Linked DNA regions of Mus musculus: region 1 is linked to region 2. Evidence: chromatin loops called from intact Hi-C (ENCODE). Cell type or tissue: left cerebral cortex. All regions are shown on one strand.

Region 1 (8,000 bases), 410 kb before region 2:
ACAGTGTTTAACTTGAGTGCAGCATGATACATCAAGTCAACATGAAATTAAGCATCATACTGTCCCACTTAAAATTTGGCAAGTGCTTCCTCTGAGGTCAGGTGCTAAGTCTTGGCCTTAGTTTCAAGGACCACTAGGAAATCTCTTACAACAATTTGGAGTTAGGGCCACTCAGGCCATGAAGACTTTTGCTTATGACTATTGCTCTAAATATCCTCCTGTGAATCCTTCCTCTCCACACTCAGGCTTTCCAGAGTTCTCTTATCTTACTTGATCTAGACAGCCTTTCTCCATCTACATAGCAACTGATACCTCTTATCTGGGAACAACTATATGATGCTGGCCCCAAACATGATTTTCAACCTGTTTTTCATATGTATTCATGAACTCTTTGATGAGTATATGCCTAATTTTAAATGTTCTTTAATCTTGGATTTCATGATGTCACCCAACACAGTAAAAGTAGATTCTTGCGTTCATGAGTTCTCACATAATGCTTGACTGATAAAATGTTCAATAAGTGAATGAATAAATGTTCTAACCTAAGTATCACAAACTTATGAAGTCTCTCTAGTAAGAGGCCTTCAAACACTATTGAGCTTAGGCATATAATGAAGTTACATGTCAGTGGACTGTATTTATGTTCTTCAGTCAAGATGACATGCAGTTTACTGTATCAGGAGGGGAAAAACCCTGTGACAAGACTTTGTTTCAGCACATTACGATAATCCCAGCTAATCAAGGTACATCATCAATTTCAAAGTCGTTCCCACAAGCTAAAAGCTCCAAATGGAAAAATCTCCTCCATTACTAAACGAAAAAGCACAAATCACAACCTCGCTCAGTATTCTTGTCACTCAGCAGTCATTTTGGAGGGAGAAAAATAAAGAACCCATTCAAGTCGAGACTTTCTATGTTTTCCCCACCTCCTGTATGCTGCAACTGCTTTGTGAGAAATTACGTGGGGGAGGGGGGAAGCAAAAAAAGCAGTTTGCAAATAGCTTTCAAATCCAGAGTGCTCTCCTGAGGATAGGATCCTAATAGGATAGAGATGAGGCTAAGTTGCTGGATGCTGCTGCCCATTACTCTTTTGTTCCCACTCCAGGAAAACATGCACAGATCTCCTAAGGAGGCTTCTGGGCACGTGTTTTTGCTTACTGCCTAATGTGGTTCTAATAACACAAACATTCCAGCGAAGCAATGACGACACAGCGAGAGCTACAGATATTAGAGGCCCACGCAATGGAAGCGTTTGGGGGAAAGAACAGCGAATGCGTCTCTGACATTTTCTTGTTACTGTCTTGGTATGACTCCTCCTGGCCTGCATTAACAGAAGAAGAAACACAGACCGAGCAAAAGTGAACGAGAGGGATTTGAGGACAGCATTCCTCGGAATACCCCAAAGTATCCTTGCTTCGGAGGCGGTTCTGCCTTTCTAAATGCATGTGTGTGGATCAATTACAGGTTTTTTGGAGTTCTTTTTTCACTGTTTGATTCATTGTGCATTCTCAGACATGGACCAAGTATGTGCTCCTTGGGTAAGAAAAAGAACCCTAAACTTATTACGGTACATCTTACACTTTAAATTAAATTTAAATTCAGAAGAATTATTACTGAAGGAGGTTGTGTGTTGGCTCATCCAGACATCAATTCTAATGTCAATGGAGTGTCTTAGACTCTGAGTATTAGGTGAAGATGGACCATATTTAAACCTTGAGCCAACAGCTTCCATGTTCCCTGGATCACCTACAGGCATATGGCTTAGGTGGGAGAGTCCAGGCTTGGAGTGTTCTCATGGTGCTTAGCACACGCTTCTTGCCATAGCCTCTTTATTTGAAACATGGGAAGGTGCTGGCCCTAAAAGGCCTTACTTCACCATCTATATAACATTTTTGCCCATAGTTGGAGTTTCCCTTGAGGTGATCATCCATATGGAAGAGAGTTCAGTGTAGAGCATCCCACAATGGGATGACATCTACATCAAACTTGACAGCATGGCAGAGTAGAGTCCAAACTTCTAGTTGCTTCACAGAAAAAAAAAAAAAAGATGACAAAGGAAGAATAGAACAAAAGAAAGGAGAAAGGAAAGAGGGAGGAGGAAGGAGGTTAAGAGAGGATGAGGAAGGAGAAATGAGGACAGGAGGAAGAGGTAGAAGGAGGAAGAAAGACAGAAAGGGAAGTACATAGAAGAGAAAGGAAGAAGGAAAGAAAGGAGGAATGGAGGAAGGGAGGAAAGAAATGAAGGAAGTAAGGGATGGAGGTAGGAAGAGAAAAAAAGAAGAAAAAGGAAAGGGCAGGAGAGAGCTAGGGAGGGGAGAAGGACAGAGAGAAGGGAAAGAATTTCTCATTTCCCAATTCCACCCTGAATTAAGGTTACTCACACTTGTGATCAAACTCTCTACGGAACACAGAGTCTATCACAACATTCCCTCTCAGGGCACATTCCTCCTGCTTTGGGGTTAGTGCTTTTAAAAGCTGTTACCTTTTTCCTACCCTGAACATACACACACACACACACACACACACACACACACACACACACACACACACACACATCTTTCTGCTCTGAAATACCCAAGCTTGTCTTTGCATATGAATATCCCCTGCTCAGAGGCTTCTATTCTCAAAGACTCAGATAATACTCAAGTATCCCTCAGCATTCCTGAGCAGGGTGCCTGGGGCTGTGAAGATTTCAGTTTAGTTTGCCTGTGTCGTTATTACCTGTTTGCCTGTATTCCCTTGGCCTGGTGCAATGGCAGTCGCCATGGTGAGTTAGGGACATCAGCTGCTTCATGCTAAGCTCCTCGGTGCACCTGCCTACCTAAAGAAGAAAGCTACGGTGATGCATACGTAATTCTGAGTGTTCCCAGAAAGAGACGTGAGCAGAGCTGTTGGAGTTTCTCTAGATTTCCAAGCTGCTCAGTCACAAGCAGGTGAGTCTTGTACGCCATCATATGTTTAAGAGCTGTGTCTGTCATCATGCATTCAGTTCCAGTGGACTATCAATGTCCTGGGTGTGACATGATTATACAAGAGTCTTTAACTCACTAATCAATCACAGAAAATACACTTGACCAATAGACACATTTCTCATTTGTTAAGTATTTGAATATTTTGAATAATATTTGGCCCAGCATTGCCAACTATGGAGAGATAGTGAGCTATACTTTGGTTCCCTGGAACTAAGTACACATTGAAAAGCTGTGTGATCCTGGCTGGTTCAGTTAACCTCTCTGAGGCTCTACTTTCTTGTGTGTGAAATAAGAGATGACAATACAACCAAGGCATACACTATAATGAGAATACAAGGAGTTTCAGAAACACAGCGTGCATGAGAGTGAGGTCCTCCCTGCCCCTGGAAGGATGGGCAATTAGGATCCTCTCAGGTCAGTGCAAGCATACAGCATCCCCTTCACTACAACAACGGGGAAACAATACATTTTAGGATGATCATATAGTCTTCCCTACTTCTTCAACAATGGGACCGAAGGATGAAGTGACATGGCTTGAATGTTTGTCACATTCCACTGGAAGAGAAAAGAATCACAGAATTAACTAACCCGTGTGCTGCCAATAGAGCACCGATTACTGTTTGTCAAGAGTGTGGCTTTGGATCATTTCATTTGCAGATTCGTTCTGTATATGCTTTTCTTCCGTCAAACCAAAATAAGGGAAGAAAGACTAATGATTAAAATACAGGACTACAGAGTGATATTTAGATTACTGTGGTATCTGACTTTCATACAGTTCAACTGAAAATGTTTCCCCTGCATGGAAAAAAAGTAATGACTTAATAGGGACTGTAAAAAAAAAATCATTGAAAACTGAATTAAATCTCAGATTATTTGTCTTCTCGCTGAATTCAGGGTGTTTTTTTTTTAAGGCCTTTAATTAAAACCCTAAATTTGGTTTTCTCTTCCATCTTAAATAAGATTTTTTTTTTCTACTCTAAGAGTAAAATCATCTTTTTTATTAATGGATTGTTGAGACATTTCCACCATTCGTCCAACAGCTGAATAATAGGAAGAGGGATGTCACTGAACGTGTGCTGCTGGGATATCAACAAGTCCTGGGGCTGGGATGCTGAAAGAATCCCCACATCCATTTGACTGACCTCTGTGGCCAGCCTGCACAGAGCATCTCCATGGGCAGTTGTCTGTGACCACAGATGGATGCAGTGCAGAGACACAGTCCACACCAGCCTGCGGGAAGGTGGTTTATAGGAACACATTGTAGCAGGGAAGTCAAGCCGGGCTCTTCTAATGCAGCCAAATCAAAAAGCACTATAAATCTCCCTGGGAAACAAGTTTATAAACTCAAGTTATGTTTAAATAAACACTTGAAGTTGAAATGCTGGACAGAACCCCAGAATATGTCCAGTTTTTTTATTTTTATTTTTATTTTTTTTAACTCATCCTTTTCTTTTCTGGTGCTGCATTTAATTCTATGACAATTAACAGATTTCCCCCAATTTTCTTGAAACATAATGACAAAATTTCACAAAACGTGAACAGAACTCCCCGGGGTTTTTTTTTTTTTTAAACAACTAAGACGGCATTATTCCGACTAACTTCTAGTTTAGTATTTAAGTCTGCCATGCTTTGTGCCTGGCTTGCGTGGCTGTGGGTGTGGGTGTGTACACACGTGTGTGTATCGAGAATTTCTTGAAATATAGTGCAAAATCATTTGCAGACTCTTTATAGATCTCCTTTGGTTAAAATAATTTTTCCTGACTAAACTCTATTAATATTTAATCTGCTCCACATGCATGTGTGTCTGGTTCTCTTATTGACAAGGCTCATAAATTAGGGGCTGGTTCAGGGGAAAAAAAGAAAAAAAAAAAAAAGACTCACTACTTTGAGACCGTCCACAAGGCGGCAGTAGAGCATCACTTCCCCCCAGATGCCATGAATCTCTCCGAGTTCCTTTTCTAAACATTTGGATGCCATATCTGCCCGAATACTAGTAAAACCTACTCTGGCTTCAAATTTCTGTTTTGCCATTCAAATAGTTTTTATTAGTAAATGTAAGCTAGTCGCAATGGAACCGTTAATTAGTTTTTCCCTGCTCACAGAAGGAGGAACCTTTAAAGTTTGGGTGTCATGTATTGCTGTTTGTGCAGTGCCCCTTTCTTCTCCTCAGCCTTACCCTGGATCCTTAGGAAATTTTGATGAGATCCTGTTATCTGACCATGAAACTTCGATTCACACACACAACACACACACACACACACACACACACACACACACACTTCCTAGTTCTAAAGGTGTTATCCTGTGATTTTTTTTTCCCTCCTCGGCTCCCAGATAAAATGTAGCATTGGATGTTACTATTTGCTTAGCAGATGTGGCGACAGACTGTGGCTCCACTGGACACCGTACTTGAATAGTATGTCTTCATGGGTCAGAAAGAAATGTCACGAAGAGAACTGAGAGCTGCAGCAGAAGTTTGCAGGTAGATTTCCACCCACCAAGGGGCCCTCCACCTGCCTGGGCAGTGCACCCCTAACATGGTGTACACCTGAGTTTGTACTATGACCTCCTGTGTCAGACTACCCAAGTGTGCATCTGAATGCACGCCTCATACATGACAAAGAGATGGGAGGCCATAGAGCGCGGGCTGACCTTGGATCTTTCAACGACTTTCTGCTGCCAGTATCGTGGTGGCCCTGAGGACGAGACTGCCAGACTCTGATCTGACATAATATGTCATCCTGTCAAATGCACGCCATTCCTGGAATGAAACATAGGTATGGATACATGCATGGTAGAGAGACAGAGAGAAGACGGTTAGCAAAACAAATTCAAAATGCTATTCCGTAGAGCAGATCTGAGCCACAGTGTCTGCTGTCTGCTTTCTCAGGAAAACTGCAGGGAACATGGCTGGACCAAAAATGTCAGAATGGATTGGAGTGTTTTGCCAGTGGAGGCACAGCATATTTGCTTGTACACATGAGTACACATGTGCTTGCCACATCAAAGCAAATTATTTATGAAGTATCATCTGGCAAGACGCAAGGATCAGTGATAACGGCACACACATGCACACACGTGCACAGACGTCTCATTGTGCTGGGTAAAAATACCCAAAGCCTAACGCCTTCAGGACTGAAGATTGTTTTGCAGGCAATAAAAGACATTAAAGTTCTGAGTGATTTTAACAGTCAGAGGAACAGTGTCCTCCTTAAAATGTTCTAAATGGAAACATATATCATCTCTGCAGCACTTAATTTTTAAAGATGTATGTACCAGGAACTGCGCTAGGGAGGGAGGTGGGACATCTTTATTCCATCTCACAGTTCACACGCAGTGTTAGAGTCATGTAAAGACACGGGCTTTTTTGTGTGACCGAGAGCAGTGCTCACTGAAAGAACTTCACCACTGAATGCGACGTCAAGTGTAATGACACGATGCTTTTCCTTTAAGAAGAGCGCATTGATTTTAGACGCGCTGAAACTTCGGAGTTTCCGAAGTGTGTTTGGGTTAAGGTTATGTCGTCCTTGACAGCATTCAAAGAAAGGTTTGAATTGTTGAATAACCACCTTTCACCCATCCCTAATTGTAATTTAAATGACAATATGCTCTCAATCAATAGCTCTTTGTCACACTTTGAAGATCAAGGGATGAGATTTCACCCCGTGAGTTTACCAGGCAGAAAAAAAACCTTCTTGTTCATAACCCTAAAGAAGCATCAACTTTGGTACCTGCTTCCCTTCGCATCGCTTAGATGCAAGTCTAAAAGAAAACGATCCAAACTCTTTATTTTTCCCATTTTGCTCCCAGCCAGATATCATAATAAAAATATTGCCAATTAAAAAGACTGAATTATCTTCATGTTTAATGTCACCAGATTACCCTCAGCCATTGTAATGTAATAGCCAGTCTTCTCAACATTTGCTGTATCGGGGGCAATGTAGCAAGAGTTCTCGTGATTGCTTTTGGCTTGGTTTGGTTTTTATTTTTTGCTTTTTGGTTTTTGTTTTTATTATTTCTCCATGTCAGTCTTTGAGAGGGAAGCCCTGGATTCTGACATCAAGTTTACTATATGGACGCATGCTTGTCATGGAACTGGGGGGGGGGGGTCTCTTCCCTGGACTACTTTTCTACAAGCATCTTATGGCAATGGTAATAATGACACTTGTTACGTGATGCGTGCGTGTGATTTACTGAGCTAATCTTTATTTCCACAGAGCAAATGGAGCTCAGAGAGGGTGTGTCCGTCTCTCTTGTCTCAGTGCTAGAGAACAGAGCTTGGGTGGAGGGGATTCCGAGACTTCTCAGCATTCAACACACCTCGCCTTCTGACTGAATGGGACTGTCTCTTTTTCCCCAAGTCCCCTCCAGAAATTGTAATTCTGTCATTGTATCTTCATGCATGTTCTACGATAACACGAAACTGCATTCATCTCAGAGAACAGGCTTCGCACATATAAGCAGACACTTGGACCCTTTTTAATCTGTTCCTTATGAAGAAGTCATTCCCCCACTGCCGAGCACATGCGTAGTTTTGTTAGTTCATTTTAAGGATAATAGATTGACCTGGCTGGCCAAGCCGAGTTCTATTCAGGTAAAGGAGAAGTCACCTACGACAGAGCTCACAGTTAGTTTTGAGTACCCAGACTGCTAGGGCGGGAGATGAGCTTGAGTCTGACACAGACTTGTGGAGAGTCTCCAGGATGTGTTGTTTTGCTACCAGTAGCCAAAGCTAATGATGATAATGAAGCCTGGTAAAGCTAATGATAATCAAAGAGGCTGCTTGTGTGTTAATATTTGTGTCTTACTGGGCAAGAGACAGGGTTAGCCATTAATGTCTAGATGGGTTTTCTCCAGCTCATCCAGGGTGTCTGGCATTGATTCTAAAATATGAATTATTGGGAAATTTTACATGAAAATTTTGCTAAGCTTGCAAACAGAAATCCTTTGGAAACGTAGAGATTCTGGAAACAGTGTTTCCCAGAAGTTGGCTAGAGTATGTCACAGATGTCTTCTTTTGAAGACCAG
Region 2 (8,000 bases):
AAAGGCAGTGGTATCAACATGCAGCGCTGTGCAAAAAGGTCGTCCACTGGAGTCTTGAACTCGGGCGAAGGCTTGGTCTGCAGCGCAGGTACGTGAGCTCAGTCGGGTGTCCTCGGCGCCCGCCCAGCATCAGCCGGGCGAAGCTGCAGTTCAAAGTCTGCTGCTAAAAGTGAATCCGTTTATCGAATTTACAACACTGATGTTGACTCAAAGAGGAAAATCCCAAGTACCAAACAGGTCCATCCAATGCACAGAGTACAAATCCCTTTTGTCAACAAAAAGTAGAAAAATCAAAAATACTCCCAAATGGGATTCTTGATGGCACTAAGAGTTAACACGTTTCAGAGTTGTCAAAATGTAGCGAAAATCCTCCAGACTGTACAAGAAACGGAGGGCGGGTTTCACTGCTAACTTTTGACGTGGTTTCTTTTCTTTTCCTTTCTTTCTTTTTTTATTTTTTTTTTAAATTTGTTTTGCTTTTTTTTCCCCAATCTTCGGTCTCGGGGGTCGGCCCGCCCAGAGGTTCACTCCATGTCCTCATTTACTGGTTCGTCTTCGTAATCTCTGTCATGGTCAAAATCTGGACTGTGGTTGGCTGTTGTCACTAAGGACAGAGGGCCTTCAGCTTCCTCGGGGTCGAGGGGTTCTTCTTTGACGTGTATGGGGTGCCTACAGAGAAAGAGAGAGAAACAGGCTTAGGGGAACACCCGGATTGCCCTGACGCTGGTGTTGGAGCAACCTACAAGAGGTGCTACAGAGATGCCGCCCAGTGGAGGCAGGGTAACCTTGGCCACAACCACAGCCAAAACCAAGTTTTTCAAAGACGGTGGGAAACTTCCTATGACTGCTGGACATTTTCACTGCCTGCAGCCCAAGGGGTTAGGGGCCATATGAGGCCAGGGGCTTCTGTACTGCTCGGTGTATTAGCTGCATTGGTAAGAGTCTTGGATGCTGCTTTAGAATAAACTCTCTATGGAAATCATTTCTCTTGCTTTTCAGGACACACAAGTTACCCAAGGCCCTTGTGACAGTACAGTGTATGGAGCTCAGACTGTGCATTTCTAAGAGATTCCAGGTGATGGGGCTGGTCCCAGGACCGTCCTTTGGAGTACCAAATAACAGGCCCCGTAGTGACATCCTGGGTGGACGAATGCCACCCTGCAAATAATTATGTGAAATGAGAATCTGTAATACGGCAGTGGTTCGTGGGGACCACTGAGTACAGGAGGCTGGGCTAATCATGGCTTGCTGTGTGTTCTGTTTTGCTAGTTAACATGCAGAACCTGTGAAAGAACCCTCCAGAGGACGACCCCAAGCGAGGCTCTATCATTAATCAACTTCAAGCAAACACAGCAAAGAGACACCATGATACATGCTTGAAGCTCCAAATTAATGCATATTTTTACAAACTGTCAATAAGGCAAGAAAAGCCCTGCCAGGAAACACAAACGGAGAGGAAAAGGCTTGCTCAACACAGCAATATGATAAGAGAGCAGAGCCCCAATCAGAATAATAACGCTGTCAGCTGTAAACAAGGCAAAACATGAGGCCCGGCTGGTAGCCGCCACTGGGACACTCTCACTACCTTGAGAGCTGCCAACTTTCTCATTATGGATTGGGGGCTCGGTTCATCTAGAGAGGGCTGGCTCGATCACACAAAACCACTCTGATAACAACTGCGAAAAGCTGTTCGTAAATCATATTTACAACTGATCTTTTGCCAATACAAATGACTTTCTGTTGCAGGGGGCTTTTGATATGTAAAAGAACCATTCAAGTTAAAATGCACACATCTCCCAGACAGGCTGCGAGTGGGAGGGACTTATAATGGACATTATCAAGTATTAGTAATAAGAGGTGGTACTGGGGATGGCTGGCTTCCTAAATAATTGATGCTGTATTCGGGGCCCCAAAGGCGCCTGGAACCATTTAAAAACAAACAGAGGCACACTTTGGGCTGCTCTGGAAGACAAGAACCTTCAAGATCAATTGACACTAAAATTAGCACAGCATAGAGGGAGTCTTGGGGGGCTAGATGTCAGATAAATAGCTTTAAACAATTATGCCCACATTCTTAAAAACCATTTGCAAAACAAACCCAAGCCTCCCAGTACATTTTATATGTGGGTTCCAGCTTCTTCAAGTTTTTACTAGTGTGGTCATCCTTGTTTCTGAAATAAGGCCCAGGCCTCGCTATATAGCTTGTAGAACCCCTGAATGAAAAATATTCACAACTTTTAAGAAAAAAATCGAACACGTGACCGTGAACAAGTGCAGTGTCCTTCCAGGCGTGGGGCACCAATGTAAATGGACGTGTCCCCATGCCTGTGCAGTCAGCTCGGGTCACAGTGAGTGCTTGCTTCTCCCTCTGAAGAACGTACTTTACAGCTTTTTCTTTTTTTGGCTTTTCCATTACTGTTTTTGTGGCTCTGTGTGATTCCTTCTGTTGATAGGTCAGTACCTTTACAGCTGGCGTTCTCTAATCACCCTCCTTCCCTCCACTGTTTGCATAGTACAGTAAACCACTGCTAGCCATTAATCTTTCTCCTCCTGTTGATTTACCTCCTTGGGATAAATGTCTAAGAATGGAACTGTTGGAGCAGAGGCCAAAACATCTTTATGGTTCTCCTGATTTATTGGGATATTAATTTGCAGAGAGGCTCTATCAAGTGAGACTCGATCTCAGTGTCCCCAGCGTTAATTCAGAAACACAGCCTGTGGCCTCTCGAGCAGGTGTTTGTGTGTGGGGGGGGGTGTGAGTCCGAGGTACCTTGCCCTGCACCCCTAGCTTTACTGACCACCGTGGAGTTCTGTGTCTGCCTCCTGATTTCACTAGTGAGAACAGTGACTTTGTCAGTCACCACCAACAAAGTGGGTGGAGTAATATCCAGCAACAGGAATTTGCCCTTTAAAAAAAAATTAGTTTTAATCAGTTACTGAGGGTCAACTGCTATTTTTTTTCCAGAGTAACACTTTTGTGCTTCGATGTTTGAAAGCTATCATACTTAGTACTTAATCTCTGGTTCGCAGGGTGCAATCTGATGGTGTTACACAAAGCCTTGGCGGGAAGGCTCAGAAACCCTAGAGAAAGCAGACTCGTCTTCAGGTTAAGTTCTTGCTTTGCAACTGTAAATCGCTGCTTTCCAGATCCAGCTCCAAATGACAGACCAACTGACGGTTCCCCCAAAGAGAGTCCCCAACACCAGAGACTAGTTTGTTGTCTCCGGAATGCACTGCATATTCACTGTCCCCAAACATAGGTGCTGGTGCTGCTGCATCTACAGTCTATCCCAGTGCCTCTCATCAAATGGAAGGCAATGCCACCAACTAGATCTACTGTGACAACCTGAAAACCCACACCAGCATGACAGCAAGGATTCTTCGACCTTTCCTGTAAGATGAACACTGTAAAAGGCTTCCCCCCCCCCCACTGGGCATATACTCAGTGTACCGTCTACAGTACAATGGGTGCCCCTCTTGAGCCTTCCCCCACCAGACCCACCCTTTCTCTCCAGCATCCACTATTTCCAAAAAGGCTCCTAACAGATAATGGGGCCCAAACCATCTCTCTGTTCCGCTTACATCTGAGTAGTCCTTTTGTAAAGCCATTCTGGGAACACATGAGATTTTTAACTATAGCTGACTAGTCTTTAAAGGCATTGTGATCCTGTTCAGGGTACACACACAGCACAGGGCCTTTGGTGTGGTGGCCCTTCAGGTCCTACCAGAATGAAAGTACACTGCCCGCAAACCGTCATTATGCGACTACCTTCTTCTCTTTTTGAAAGAGAAAGGCGATACCGTGGTTTGTGTGAAGAGCAGAGCGCTGTATCACAAGGCTGCCTCTGTGCCGGGCGGGCCAGCGTCCTCACAGTGGCTTGTAAGCCTTGTTGTAAAGTTTATGGGTTGATTTATTTCAATAGACTGGAACGGTTAAAAAACAATTTGCATCCTAGCAGGGTAATGCACGCTGGACAAGAATGAAATCTCTCATTATAGACTCACTTAGTGGAAGCAAGGGGGTCAGTGAGACTAACTGGCTGCTGTACTGACTACACAGGGAGGCTGTTGTCGGCACAGGGGACCTCAGGGCACGGGGCGCAAACCTGCCGTGTGGGCATCACGTCCTGATAGCTCCACTCGGGGCTCTTTTTCTGTCCCTCGAGCTGTGAGGCTTTTGCTTTGCTGCACATTAAGATGGTGGCTGCATGTTTGCTACGTCTGCAGTTTGCTCAGTCCTGGTAAGCAAATGAACTTCCCTCATTGAGAGGCTTCTCTGTGGGGGCCTTTTTAATTAATTAATTAATTAATTAATTAATTAATTTTTATTTACTTTTTCTACTGATAGGAAGGTAGATAGGTACTATACCTTGGAGTTGGAACTCTAAGAAAACACTGTGCCTTCCACTGGGTAACATCACATATCCTTTCTCAATGGGAATATCTGGGAGTGACTTACATTACCAACTCACAGTTTGCTCTGAACTTCCTGGATGCTGACATACAACATCACCACCACGGTGAGTATCAGTGAGGCAACAAAAGAGTCAGAGAAACAGCAGCTTGCTGTAGGGGAGATGAAATTCTGTGCCAATCGTGGGGAAGGCATCATACACTTGCCTAAAATGCTGGTGTGTCATTTTCGGGGGACTCTGCCCACAAGTCGCAAACCATCGCTTCTACCTCTAAAGACCCCTCTCCGAGCACCCAGGGCATGGGATTAAAATGCTAGAAAGTAAAACTTCAGGTTTGCCCACCATGCTGGAAGAACCCATTTATCCCCCTGCCCCCCTTTGTCGCTAGACGCCAGTTCATTCTCTCCGTACTTGTTAAAGGTCACATTTTCCATCCCCATCACGCAAATTTCCTAAAATAAGATGTTGGTCAGTAATCCACAAAGAATGTGCAGACAAGCAGCCTATTCTTGGAGCGGACAGTGGTGGAAACACTGAATTGGTTTAGTCACTTCAAGTGGGCTATGGTTTTGGAGAGAGTCCCTGAAAGGAAGACGGTCCTTCGCAGCTGGGTTCACTGCGCACTGAAGCATCTGGAATCACATGGTGTCTCTTCTGAAGCAGGGGCCACAAAGGGGCGAGTTTCAACTCGGTGGCCTCCCTGAGGTTAGTGTGGCTCTGGTACCTACCATTCACATTCATCCCAGGCAACCATGGCCCACTGCTTCATTCAGTTATATGTGCTCTCATTATCCCGCCGTCTGCTGCTGTAATGCTCCTATTAATTTTCCTTTTGATATTTTAAGAGCAATCTATAAATCATGCCACCTTTCATTTGTGCCATCATTAATGCTTGGTAATAATGCTGCGGCGAGCTCAAGTGGTTAAACTGAGTGCGTGAGCAAGTAAACAAGCTTCCTTACAGGCTTGGTTGGCTTTGCCGGGAAGCTGGACACACCGTGAGCTTTCTCGAAGAGGTGTATAGTGATTTTAGGAGGAAAATCACAGTGTGAATTAAGTAATGGTCTGAGACCCAAAATGGAGGAGACTTCTCATTTTCTTGCTGTGTGCACTTACCGTGGATGAAGCCAATTGCTTCTACGAGAAAATTACTAACTAGTCCTTGTATGCACCAACATGTGACTCCAGGGCTCCTAAGAAATCGGAAATGATAGGAAAGGTGCCCAGAAGGGCCAGAGAAGAGCCGGGAGACTGAGGTCAGGTGACAGAGAGCTTTGGGTAGACAATACTCACACAGCTTGCATAGGGGATCTGCCTGGACTGCTGTCACTCTCGTTGCTGTTGGTGTGCTCCATGGCCCCGTTCAGCTCCTCCCGGATGGCACTGGCCAGGCTGCCCAGAGTGGGATTTCCCATGGAAGCGGTAGTGTACAGAGGTATACTATTCTCAGCCATGGAAGCCTGCATCAACCAAGAGAAATCAAATGAAGCAGTAGGGGAGGCCAGTCAAGAAAGCTATGGATATGTGGTGTCTTCGATAGCTTTTTGGTTCAAGTTCGCACTGTACTGTGGCTGACAATTTCCAAGTGCTGTAGGATTTTGCTTTAGGGGCCTTGAGCTTCATTTGGTTAAGCTATCTGGGCACCGGTGAGTCTACAGGTGAAGCTGCCTGCTGGCTCCTGCCTGCTGGAGTCATATGGTTTAGACAAAGGTTTCTAAAATGAGGTGTACAGCCACTGACTTTTTTTTTTTTTTGAGAGGAACTGAGTATGAAATACAATGGGATTTTCATTTCTTTATCCATTTTGATGAGTTCTCTATTGGGTAGCTGGGATCTGATCAGATTATATGGCCACACGGCTCAAAAGTTATGAGAACTTCCATAAGCACTCAGAGGAAAGGAGGAACAGGAATCATTGTTTCTCCCCCACCATTCCCATTTTAATGATTTTTTTTTTTTGAACCTGCTGAGTGAAGGCTGACATAACCAGACGATGGTAACATCACACAATCTCTCAGCCTCAGACTAGTCATGCAGAAGTCTGGATGTGTAGAAAACTCTCCAGGAAGGAAGGAAGGAAAAAAAGGGGGGGGGGAGGCTAAATCTTATTTCCTTTATGACTAAGTATATCCATATTAAAGGTGACAAAGCCATCCCATTCCAAATGAGTGCCAGCAAAAAAAGTATGTAAACCGCCCCCCAACTCCAATAAAACCCACTCCAAACTAAAGTCTGGTAGAATACTCTTCGTTTTCTGTCATCCCGACGTAAGCGTGATGGCCACCCTGTGTGCATTGTGGACAGTTGTCACAATACCACCGGACTGAAGAAACCCCATTTGTTTTCACTTGTGCAGGGAGTGTGCCCAAGTGACTTTTCATTTTATTATTCAAGAGGACAGACTTGGGAAAAGAGGCAGCTGTAATTAGATGAAGATTTATCAAAATTGTCTTCTTGCAGACTACACTATGCCTGGTTTTCCATCCTAATGAGAGAGAGTATGATCACAAGACAATCTGGCAGAGTGGCTTCAGTTGGCCCGTCATGGAAGAGTCCTAACTATTCTAGAAAAGCTGGCACCAAAGAGAAGGTATGAGCCAGAAACAAAGGGAGAGGAGGAGAGAAGCTGGGCTGCGGGGAGTCTGCTTGTTAGTCAGCTGCAGGCTTGCTCCCTGGATAGACCCAGTGTCTGAAGTACTTCCCAGAGAGATGCCCTGAGCATGCTCTCGGCAGCTCCCTCTTTCCCCTATGGAATCACCTGCTTCCTTTTTTAAAAGTAAAGGGGGTGGGGTGGGGGTGGCACCTCATGATTTCCCAGTACAGTGACCATTTCCCACTCCTCGATGGTTTATCAGATCATCTGTTTGCATCCAGCACTTTCTGAATGCATCTTTTATAATTGCAATAAGGCATTTCTATTCTTTCTGAGCAGGGAAGTTGGCACAGTAATATTACTGGCAGCTGCAGCTAGGCTGCCATCTTCAGCTGCCTTATGTGGGACCACACAGTGGTCACATTTCCCTGCCATGTAAGTTCTGCTTGGACTGCCAGCTGAGTGGCCCTCTCACTGTGGATGTACCATGGGAATCTGCTTCCACGGGACAACTGCGCTGTTCAAGAGTCAAGATGGAACTGAGGCTGGAACCGAGGCTACCACAGTATTTTATTGGATTCCGAAGCCCCTGACTGACTTGTAGGAAACAGTTCTAGGACTGCCTATTAAGATGAGCAAGTATCTGCTTATTCTTTCTGATTTTCCAAGTATGATGAGTAAACCCTTGTCTTGGTCCCTTTCCTCTCAGACATAATATAAGAGGTATTATAATATAATACGTACAGAGAACCAGTCTTGTTCCTTTAAACAAAACAGTAGCCACTGGGCTACAGTAAGATCCTGAGACCTGGGTCACTGCCGTGTCTCTTGAGTAGTCCTTTGCAGAGTGAAGGATCAGAGCAGCCCCCAAATTATCACCTTCAAACAGGTCCTTCCTGTAGCTGATGCTCCTAGGAGCAGATGTGCCACCATGTTTATAATAGACTTAATGATAGAAATGATCCTGGGCACAGTGTGTGGCTTCATATCAA

What was found. Hi-C counts contacts between places; a loop is a spot of excess contacts. Peaks named below come from ENCODE experiments on the same cell type or tissue, not always from the same donor. Only the 100,000 strongest peaks of a DNase experiment are listed, where the experiment ranks them.
Region 1: it touches region 2 in a loop (4-fold over the local background); 14 of 42 quality-filtered maps call a loop at or near these places.

Annotation. Positions count from the first base shown.
Region 1 is chr6:98,520,572-98,528,571 of GRCm38, forward strand. It overlaps Gm32783 (a long non-coding RNA gene), which reads left to right. Exons shown (of 3, transcript XR_377905.2): 3 at 1,106-1,370. Among named protein-coding and RNA genes, the nearest start is that of Gm32783, 6.9 kb to the left of the region's middle. In left cerebral cortex, a CTCF peak has its summit at 4,887 (motif pointing right); DNase peaks (open chromatin) are centred at 4,911 and 5,605.
Region 2 is chr6:98,929,566-98,937,565 of GRCm38, forward strand. Foxp1 (forkhead box P1) reads right to left here. Exons shown (of 19, transcript NM_053202.2): 18 at 5,709-5,875; 19 at 1-669. The coding sequence ends at 525. Among named protein-coding and RNA genes, the nearest start is that of Gm38865, 200 kb to the right of the region's middle. In left cerebral cortex, no CTCF peak of the experiment used is centred here; DNase peaks (open chromatin) are centred at 4,931, 7,029 and 7,420; H3K27ac peaks cover 865 bases.